Linked DNA regions of Mus musculus: region 1 is linked to region 2. Evidence: chromatin loops called from intact Hi-C (ENCODE). Cell type or tissue: gastrocnemius. All regions are shown on one strand. Each heading gives the region's core, and the rest is flanking DNA. Links, peaks and the distances in the headings are about the cores only. Region 1 overlaps Iqck (IQ motif containing K). Region 2 holds the start of Knop1 (lysine rich nucleolar protein 1).

Region 1 (4,388 bases), core at 286-4,285, 52 kb before region 2:
AAATGAGGACCAGTAACATAGTTGTCTTTTGAACTCTATATAGGCACTATAGCACACATGTACCCACACAAACACACACATATATATACACACGCCATATACATAGCATCACACGCACACATTTCAAAGCCAGAATGCAGTAAGTCTCAGAATTTGACTAAAAAGTACTAAAGGGGTCTTCCCAGATGGAAGAGGGATTCAGTAATATCAGCCTGTCACATGACTTATCCTAGAGACAGAGGCCAGTAGGAGCATTAGCAGACCAAAGAAAGAATCCCATTAGTCAAGCTGGATGAACGCATTGGTTTAGTAGGGTTATTTACAGGAGCGTGGGTGACTCGAAGGCAGCTACACCGACAGAAGGTCCCGCCCCAGCCTGGGTGACTCATGAAAGGCTGCACTGATGAAGAAGCCCATTGTTTTAACCTCACATGTAACACTGGGGAGGGTATCTCAGAACTTCATGAGCCCTGCTAGTCTCCACCTCCACAAGGGGACGTCAATAGCTCTGCTCCCAAGAGTCCCCCAATGGTTTCCCATGGAATGTTCCAGCTGCTGACTTAAGTCAGCAATAGTTATATCAAGCCCAGAGAGGTGTTTGCACACCAAGGCCTCCATGTAGCTATCACCTCCACTAACACATTTACTTTCTCATCTGTCATCAGTTGCCTGTGGTGAGCAGATGTTTGCTCACATTGCCTCAGGAATGAGTATCACAAAATAGTGTCACAATAATCATGATGGACTGTATTCCTCCAGAAAATTATCAACCCTTTCTGTTGCTTTTGTCAGGAGATTTTATCATATAAACAAGAAACTAAGGCACATGCCATGTGTGTACGTGTGTGGTCTATTTATGTGTATTTAGACCCAGATTCCACATATAAGAGAAGTCATGTAATAGTCTGTCTTTGAGATGAGTGGTTTTGCTCAGCTACACATTCCTCTATGAAACCCTGCTTAAGGACAGGCTGAAAGCAACAGGCCAAATGTTCACAAACTGGAAGGTATAGTGTGAACCAAAGTGAAGTTTCTCCCTCTAGAAGCCTCTAACAGTCCTTACAGCCCTGGAAAGCTTACCAACACTGTGCCCTTGAGATCTCTACATCAAAGCCAGGTGGCACTCTCCTTTAATCACAGCACTTGGGAGGCAGGGGCAGGTGGATCTCTGTGAGTTCAAGACCAGCCTGGTCTACTGACAGAGTTCCAGGACAGCCAGGCTACACAGAGAAACCTGTCTTGTAAAACAACAACAACAAAAGAGATCTCTACATTGAATCCCCAGACCCTGGAATGTAATTCCTCTCATAGCACAAGGAACTGCAGATGCAGAGCTCAAGACCTTGATGGGGGAGATGATCCCGACTACCCAAAAGGCCCAATGCTACAGCCACTTAGGAGAAGGAAGGAAGGTGAGGTACTAGGGAAAAGTAAGAGATGCAAGCAAAGGATTGGCCTGCAGAAGCTGGGACATCAGGACAGGATTCTTCCCTTAGCTCCTAGAAGGCACTGAACTGATGTGGCAACTGGATCCTCCAAATTCATAAAAGAAATGTGTGTGATTTTAAGCTACTGCATTTATAGTAACTCTGAAGCAGCCAGCGGCAATCAATACATCATTCATCTCGTAAATGGTGGTGACATGGAGCCCAGATGTGTCTGCCATGCTGGCTCATGCTGACAAGATCCACAAGCAACAGGAAGGAGGAGGGGAAATGGTGCCATGTGTCCTAGAAAAGTGGCCACCTGTGCATCCAACTGCCAGTGACAGGAGTCACTGAGGACTTACACAAATCAATGGGGCCCAACCCCCTGAAGCAGCTTCACTTTCTGCCTCCCTCAGAAAACAAATAAAACAGCAAGTAGCGAAGATGGCAGACTGTCCCCTGAGACTCCGGCCTTGGTGATGACAGAGACAGAAATATACTCTCTGTAAGACAAAATTAATTGAAAGGCTTTTTTTCCTATCAAGAGGACATGACCACAAAATTTCTGCCCAACCAGCATGTATTATGAACACCAGAGGCAAATGTGTGAGCTTCCTGGGCCACCTTGAAAGCTCCAGTGTTCCTGGTCCCTCTGTCAACTCCACTGCAGAGATGGTCATGCCGCCGGGACTTGTCCTCAGATGCCACAGAGACAATTCTGTTTTCACCTCAGTTTGTGGTCATAAGATACCTTTAATCATCAAAGTATGGTGGGGTTTCTTCCTTTTTATTTATTTTGTCCAAAGATAGAATTTGGCTGAAAAACACACTTTACCCAAGGCAACCTTTTCTTTTCTAACACAACAGTGGCTTCACTGAAGGCATCAGTTTTAATGATGTCTTTCACGAGCCTTCTCCCCTGAGACATGAGACGAGAAGGGCAGCGGACCCTTTTGTTCCTAGCTCAATTTGCTATTTCTTTTTTTCCTAATGACACTGATTGAATCTCAGGGCAATACTTTTTGGCTAAAGAAAAAAAAATCGTAATGTTTCCTATTCTGATAATTATTTTGCCTCTGACTGCCTGGTTGAATTAGGGCTTTATGCTATATGCTTGAAGATAAGGGTAAGGCCAGCAGAAGATACAGTATGACACACCCACTGAGAGGCAGGGAAGAGGCCCCTCTCACACTCCAGACCACAGTGGACCTCAGCGCTGTTCCCCAGTGTCACCCTTTTCCTGGAGAGGATCTGGGCATCCCTGCTCTGCGCTGCATGGCTTTCGGCTCCTCCCGGAAGCTGGGGTCACTCCTTACACTGAGGATGAACTTGGCCTTGTGACTTGCACTAGCAAGTAGCGTGTGATCAGTAGTGTTTGTCACTGCATGGCTCAGCCATTGTTTTCTTCCTCGGTGAGGCTCCTTCCCCCGAGGTTGTAAGATGAAATGAAATTTAGAACAGAGCCCACATGACAAGCATCCAGCATGAAAGAGTGAACAGTAAACCTGTGGTGTACAACACTGAAATGGGGGGGGAGGGCTATTTGTTACTGTGGCAGCACCTAGAGAAAGCTGACTACCACAGAGTACTGCTGGGTATGTGGCAATATCACGAAAGAGGACATATCAATCGAGGTGCTTTCATCTACAAGTACCAGAAATTGAACTCAAAATGGCTGAAGGAAAAAAGGGTGGGGAAAGAAAGGGTGCTCATTTAACTTCAAAAGAATAGCATTGACTTTCAACATAGCCAGATAAGAAGTAAGCATGTCAGTCAGTCAGTCAGTCAGTCAGTCAGTACTCAGACTCTTGCCATCTCTCAGGCCTGCTTTCTATCAGACACAATTTTATTATCTTATTGCTTTTAGCAACTCAAGAATTGTCACTCAGGAGACCCATACCTAGGCCTAGGGCTGTAGCTCATTGGCAGAGCACTTATCTAGCATGCCTAAGGCCCTGAGTTTGATCCCCAGAGCTACAAAAACAAAGCAAAGATCTAACTCTAGTGGAAAGAAAAGTCTCTCCTGATGAAAAGTCTTGAGATTATGTCAGACTGAACGGCTTAGGTAGCAAGCAGAGTAGGCAGGGATTCCAGCTGTTGGACAGACCGGCCCCATCCTCAGCAGAGCGAACGCCAGCTCACTAGTGAGAGATATGGGAAGTTAAGTGCCCAGAAGCAAGAAAATCAAAGCAAAGAAGCCTTGTGTTTTAATATAATTTATGTTGTATTATAATTACAGAAAATCATAATCATCAACTAGAAGTGAGAAAACAGCAAAAAGAAAAGACATAAATAGCCCTTTGTTTTGCAGCCTTCTTTTGAGACCTGCTATGTAGGTATAAAGTAACCAAGGACTCTGCATTTGTCATTCTCCTGCCTCCACCTCTGGAGTACGGAGATGTTAGCCATGCACCATCACACCCTGTCTATGCAGTGCTGGGGACTGGATCTATAAATGCATCCTTCATGCGCACTAGGCAAGCACTCTACCAACTGAGCTTCAGCCTCATGCCTGTTCTGCATCCTTAAAGTAATTCTTTGCTTGGAGAAAAATCAAAGATGCCCATGTTTAAGTGAAGCGTTGTTTTTCTGAAAGAATCCTTAGGTCTTGTGATGGTTTGTATATGTTTGGCCCAGAGAGTGGCACTATTTGGAGGAGTGGCCTTTTTTGGAGTGTGTGTGGCCTTGCTGGAATAGGTGTGTCACTCTGGGCATGAGCTTTAAGACCCTACTCCTAGCTGCTTGGAAGTCAGTCTTCCACGAGCAGCCCTCAGACGAAGATGTAGAACTCTCAGTTCCTGCTGCATCATGCCTGCCTGGATGCTCCAATGCTTCTGCCTTGATAACAGATGGTACCTCTGAACCTATAAGCCAGCCCCAATTAATTGTTGTCCTTATAAGAGTTGCCTTGGTCATGGTATCTGGTAATGGCAGTAAAACCCTAACTAAGACGGGTCTTGA
Region 2 (4,388 bases), core at 74-4,073:
AGGAAGGAAGTGAGTTGAGCCCCAGAATCCATCTCTGTTTCTTAGTTGTGGATGCAAACGGGACCGGCTGCCAGGAGCCCCCACTGGGATGATGTACCATATCCTCAAACTGTGAGCCCAAATAAGTCTCTGAGTTGCTTTTGTCAGATATTTTTCACAGCAATAAGAAAAGTATCAAACTATACAATAAACTGTACTATGAAGATCTATTGGCTTGGAAAAGTGAATCCTCTGGGTGAAAGACAGTAAGTATATAGACACCTGAATATTGCTGCAGATAGTTCCTCGGGTAAGGACCCTAAGGGTAGAACTTACAAGAACATCAGGGTGAAACCTTTTCTCTAAAGCAAAGGTTACAGGGAAGGAGTAATGCAAGCCCTGTGGTCTGGGAGGACTGACTGACTCTTCTCTTCTTCCTCTGAACTCACCACTTCTTCCAAGTCACCATTTTTCCCTCTATACACTGACAAATTCACTGTTTCCATTCACGAAACATTTACTGACCTGGAACTATTCCATAAATATTGCTATTTAAATTTATCAAAATTAAGTAAAATAAGAAATTTGGTTCTTCTAGTCTGCCAGTCCCAAATTACACCCCAAACCCATTTAACAGCACAGATTATTGAACGTTCTATTAGTGTTGTATTGGACAGCCAATGCCACAAGAATGAAAATCTTTCAGTAGCTGGAAGGCTGAGGCAGGAGGATACTCAGCTGGAAGCCAGTCTGTAGTCCAAAAAGGCGAGAGAAAAGGGAGAAGGGATAGACAGCGGACTTATTATGAATGAATCTGTGTCTCTTGCCTTTGAGATCTGGAGGCTTTGGAATGAAGGAAAACTAACACTCTTCCTGTAACCTAGGATCTGTGACTACGTGGTTCTACCTCCTAACACCACGACATAGGTACCATTGTTATGCCCGCTGTACGACTATTACAAGACCCCATGACCAAGGTTCGTGGGCTACAAAGGAACAAGTGATCTAGCCTGCTTGTGGGGCTTCAGAAAGGCTTTGGGGCAAGTGGAGATCAAAATCTATTTGTCCACACCAAAATACTTCCTGAGTATCACCGGAGCCTGTCTACAGAGTTCATTCATTCCCTGCTTCCTCGGGCGATCTGCGGGCGGTCCGGGTCTCTACCCTGAAGCTTCACACTACGCAACTCTCTGACCGGGTTTCCTTCTGCGAGCCTGTTGCCTGAGGTCGCACCGGAATCCAAGACATACGCCAACCTCTTTCTCCGCGTGTGGGCCTAAGGCTCGGCTCCTCCGCCCGCGCGCGTCACCCGCCTGGCGCACAGAGGCTTGGAACGCGCGTCCCGGCGGGTCCCGCCCGCGTCCCGCCCGGCCCGACCAGCGGCGGGGCGCCTACCCTCGCAGATCTGATCCCATAGGCTCTTCCCCGGCGGCTCGACGACCTGCGGGGGTGACACGAGCACTTCGGGAGACCCGGGCGACACTGCGGGCACCGGCGTGCGCGTAGTGATCGGCGAATCCGCGGAGCCGCTCGCCTCCTCACGCAGCACGCTGCGGCTGGATACAAGTCTCGGCGCCGCCATGGACGCGGTTTCTACAGCAACCCAGGGCACCGGGAGGCCGCGACCCGGAAGGAGAAGGATTTCGAGGGGGCGGGCCAGAAAGTCGAAGCTGACTTCCGGATCGCGGCTGCGCGGCTGCTCACGCGGGGACGCTTGGCCTGCTAGCGAACCAGGTGAGTGCGGGTGGTTTGTGCGGGGCCCCGAGGAAGGTGCTGCACGCTGGGGGAGAGGAAAACAAAGATAAGTCACCCCCAACTCGCCTGCAGCCCTCGGTTTCTCTCCAAGCCGTCCCGCCTTGGAGTAGGCATGGGGATGATCCTGGCTAGCAAGCAGCCTGCGGTTGGTGAGGGCAGCACACGCTCCTCTGGCTCGAGTCCGTGTTTTGCACCTTGTTGACTTTGAGACCTAGTGAGTTACAGTCTCCGAGGCCTGTGAGGCTTATTGGTCACACTAACCCTATCCACTGCTGCCGCGGGAATTTAAGAGTGCCTTCACACTGGGCATAGTGGCCCACGTCTATAACCCCGGCACGCGGGATGCAGATCAGCCCTAGCGACGTAGTCAAACTTTGTCTCAAAAACAAGGCGCTTTTGAAGAAAGCTTGTGTTTGCAGGTGATGCAGTGTAGGTTCGGTTCCACTTCTCGCGAGTGAAGTACAGTTAAAGGGATGGAAAAGAGTATGTTGCTGTTGGCTGAGTGGCAAAACAAAGAAGTGGGTTAAGCTGACGCCTGGGACCTTTTTGTCCGGGTTATTTTTCGTGATCACTGGCCCTAATCCTGTAGAATCATCATGGTCTTACTTGATACTGGCCTGTCGGGACTTGTATCTTTCTCTCCTTTGTGAGTCCCCTTCCTATGTCCTCTAAAAGTCAGTATGTCTTGAGGCCCAGTTATGTTTTCTTGTTAATTATCATCCCTGAAGTCCTGTTTATGTCGTCTCTGTTGGCGAGAGTGACTTCCTTGCCTCAGCCCTACAGTACACATGCTGAGTGAGTTATATCAAGGCAGCTGTTTCATCCAGCTGCCCAGTCACCCTCCACTTCTGCCTCAAGGGTTGACTCTACCATCCTATTGGTCAAACTGGAAAACCATGTTCAATATTATGGAGTTGAGAAAAATGCCACCATAATATTGGTGTATAAGATTATACATGTCTGTGGGGGCATCTTCTTTCTTTCTTTCTTTCTTTCTTTTTTTTTTTTTTTTGGTTTATCTGTATAGCTCTGGCTGTCCTGGAACTCACTTTGTAGACCAGGCTGGCCTTGAACTCAGAAATCTGCCTGCCTCTGGCTCCGGAGTGCTGGGATTAAAGGTGTGCGCCTAAAGCAAGGTGAGAGTGGACTTGATATGGCTCAAGTCTGGCCTAGATCTTTGAAGCTGCCCAGAGCAAGCTGAATCCTTTGTGGAGCATGTTAGCGCCGAAGCCAAGGAGAGGTGCAGGATAGAGAAGCTCCTGGACCCTTAATTTCCACCTCTTTCCTTAGAAGCCTCCCATGTTTTGTCTCTAGTCCACAGAGTAGCAAGAAGCATACTGGTGATCATAGTGAAAGCCATGTATTGAATCCCCGGCCACTTGTCGTAAGTGCTTCTGTTTTTCCCGAGGAAAGCCAGGTAATGAAGGTTTCCATGTGTTATGGCCACATGTTAATTCCTAGCAGTCACTTTGAAACTGAAGACAGTGCTTGCAGCTGTCTTGTAGACTGAGATAGCCCAACTTGTGTACCTTCTGGTTCAGCCTTTATATGGATGATAAAACCGGAGTCCAGAGGGGCCAAGGGTATAAAGCAAGGAAGTGTACCAGTGTTTCTATTTGACCCAAGAGTTTGGAGTCCTGGCTGGGGCTTGTCTCTCTTTGCCACGTTGTTTAAGTAGCTTGGGATGGTAAGAGTTGGAACAGGGGGATTCCTTTGTAGACCTAGAGCAGGAACACTCGACAAATGAGCCAGAGGAAAGAGCTGACTATTAACTGTGCCATTTATTGGATCTGGTGGAAGACTGCTTGGATGTTCTCTCTGCTTCATCTGGTTTTTAAAAAAAAAAAAATGTCATGGAAGCCAGCTAAAGTCTTGATCACAGCTGTGTCTTGCAGTGCTGGCTTGAGTAGGCGCTTGGTAAATATCTGTTGAATATAGGTCTGTCTGGAGGTTTCAGGGAGATGGTGGACAAGGAATCAAGTGCTCAAAGCCTTTTCTCTGGGCTTTCCCGGCACCTCTCTGAGGATGGATGTGTTCTTTCCTTCCAGAAAAGGAAAGTGACGTGCAGAGAGGTGGGGTGATAGAGTCAAACTGAGTGAGGAGTTTGGATTTGAATGTAAGGCCATCTGCATTTGCACTTCCTGCCATTTAATTGTCTTTCCTCCTGCTCCCAAGGAATGGGAGCTGTTTCCCTTTCTCTCGGACCGCAGGCTGGGACTGGGTAGAATGGTAAACTGCATTATTTCTGTTTTTCTTCTCAGTAATGGTCAGCAAGACCCAGAAAGCAGACCTGGGCCCACAACTCCCAGAGAAGAAGAAAAAGAAGAAGAAGAAAAAGAGAGTGGTTGCAAATGTCTCAGAACCAGAGACTCAATACTCAGTCTTAAACAGTAATGATTATTTTATAGACGCTTCTCCTCCGAGGGCCACGTCCCCTTCTAACAATGTGGATGAGGTGCAGATCCCCGAGATATCACTGAGCAAGAGAAAGAAGAAAAAAAAGTCCTGTAGCACTCACTTGGAGGAGTGCCTGGGGGCTGAGCCTACACGGGCAAGGCAGAAAAAGTCACCTAGCCCTAGAAGGCAGGCCCTTGAGCAGTCAGCAGAAGGCCTCATCAGAGAGAAGAAAAAGAAGAGGCGGAAGTCCTTATCAA

What was found. Hi-C counts contacts between places; a loop is a spot of excess contacts. Peaks named below come from ENCODE experiments on the same cell type or tissue, not always from the same donor. Only the 100,000 strongest peaks of a DNase experiment are listed, where the experiment ranks them.
Region 1: it touches region 2 in a loop (2.2-fold over the local background); 1 of 42 quality-filtered maps calls a loop at or near these places.

What each region holds. Positions count from the first base shown.
Region 1 is chr7:118,905,160-118,909,547 of GRCm38, reverse strand. The region is part of intron 6 of Iqck (IQ motif containing K); the gene reads right to left. Among named protein-coding and RNA genes, the nearest start is that of Knop1, 51 kb to the right of the region's middle. In gastrocnemius, for the core only: no CTCF peak of the experiment used is centred there; no DNase peak of the experiment used is centred there.
Region 2 is chr7:118,852,948-118,857,335 of GRCm38, reverse strand. It overlaps Knop1 (lysine rich nucleolar protein 1), which reads left to right and starts at 1,338. Exons shown (of 5, transcript NM_023197.3): 1 at 1,338-1,713; 2 at 3,996-4,388. The coding sequence starts at 1,560. Iqck (IQ motif containing K) reads right to left here and starts at 1,584. Exons shown (of 9, transcript NM_001374605.1): 1 at 1,375-1,584. The coding sequence starts at 1,561. In gastrocnemius, for the core only: no CTCF peak of the experiment used is centred there; a DNase peak (open chromatin) is centred at 1,590; H3K4me3 peaks cover 2,500 bases; H3K27ac peaks cover 2,162 bases.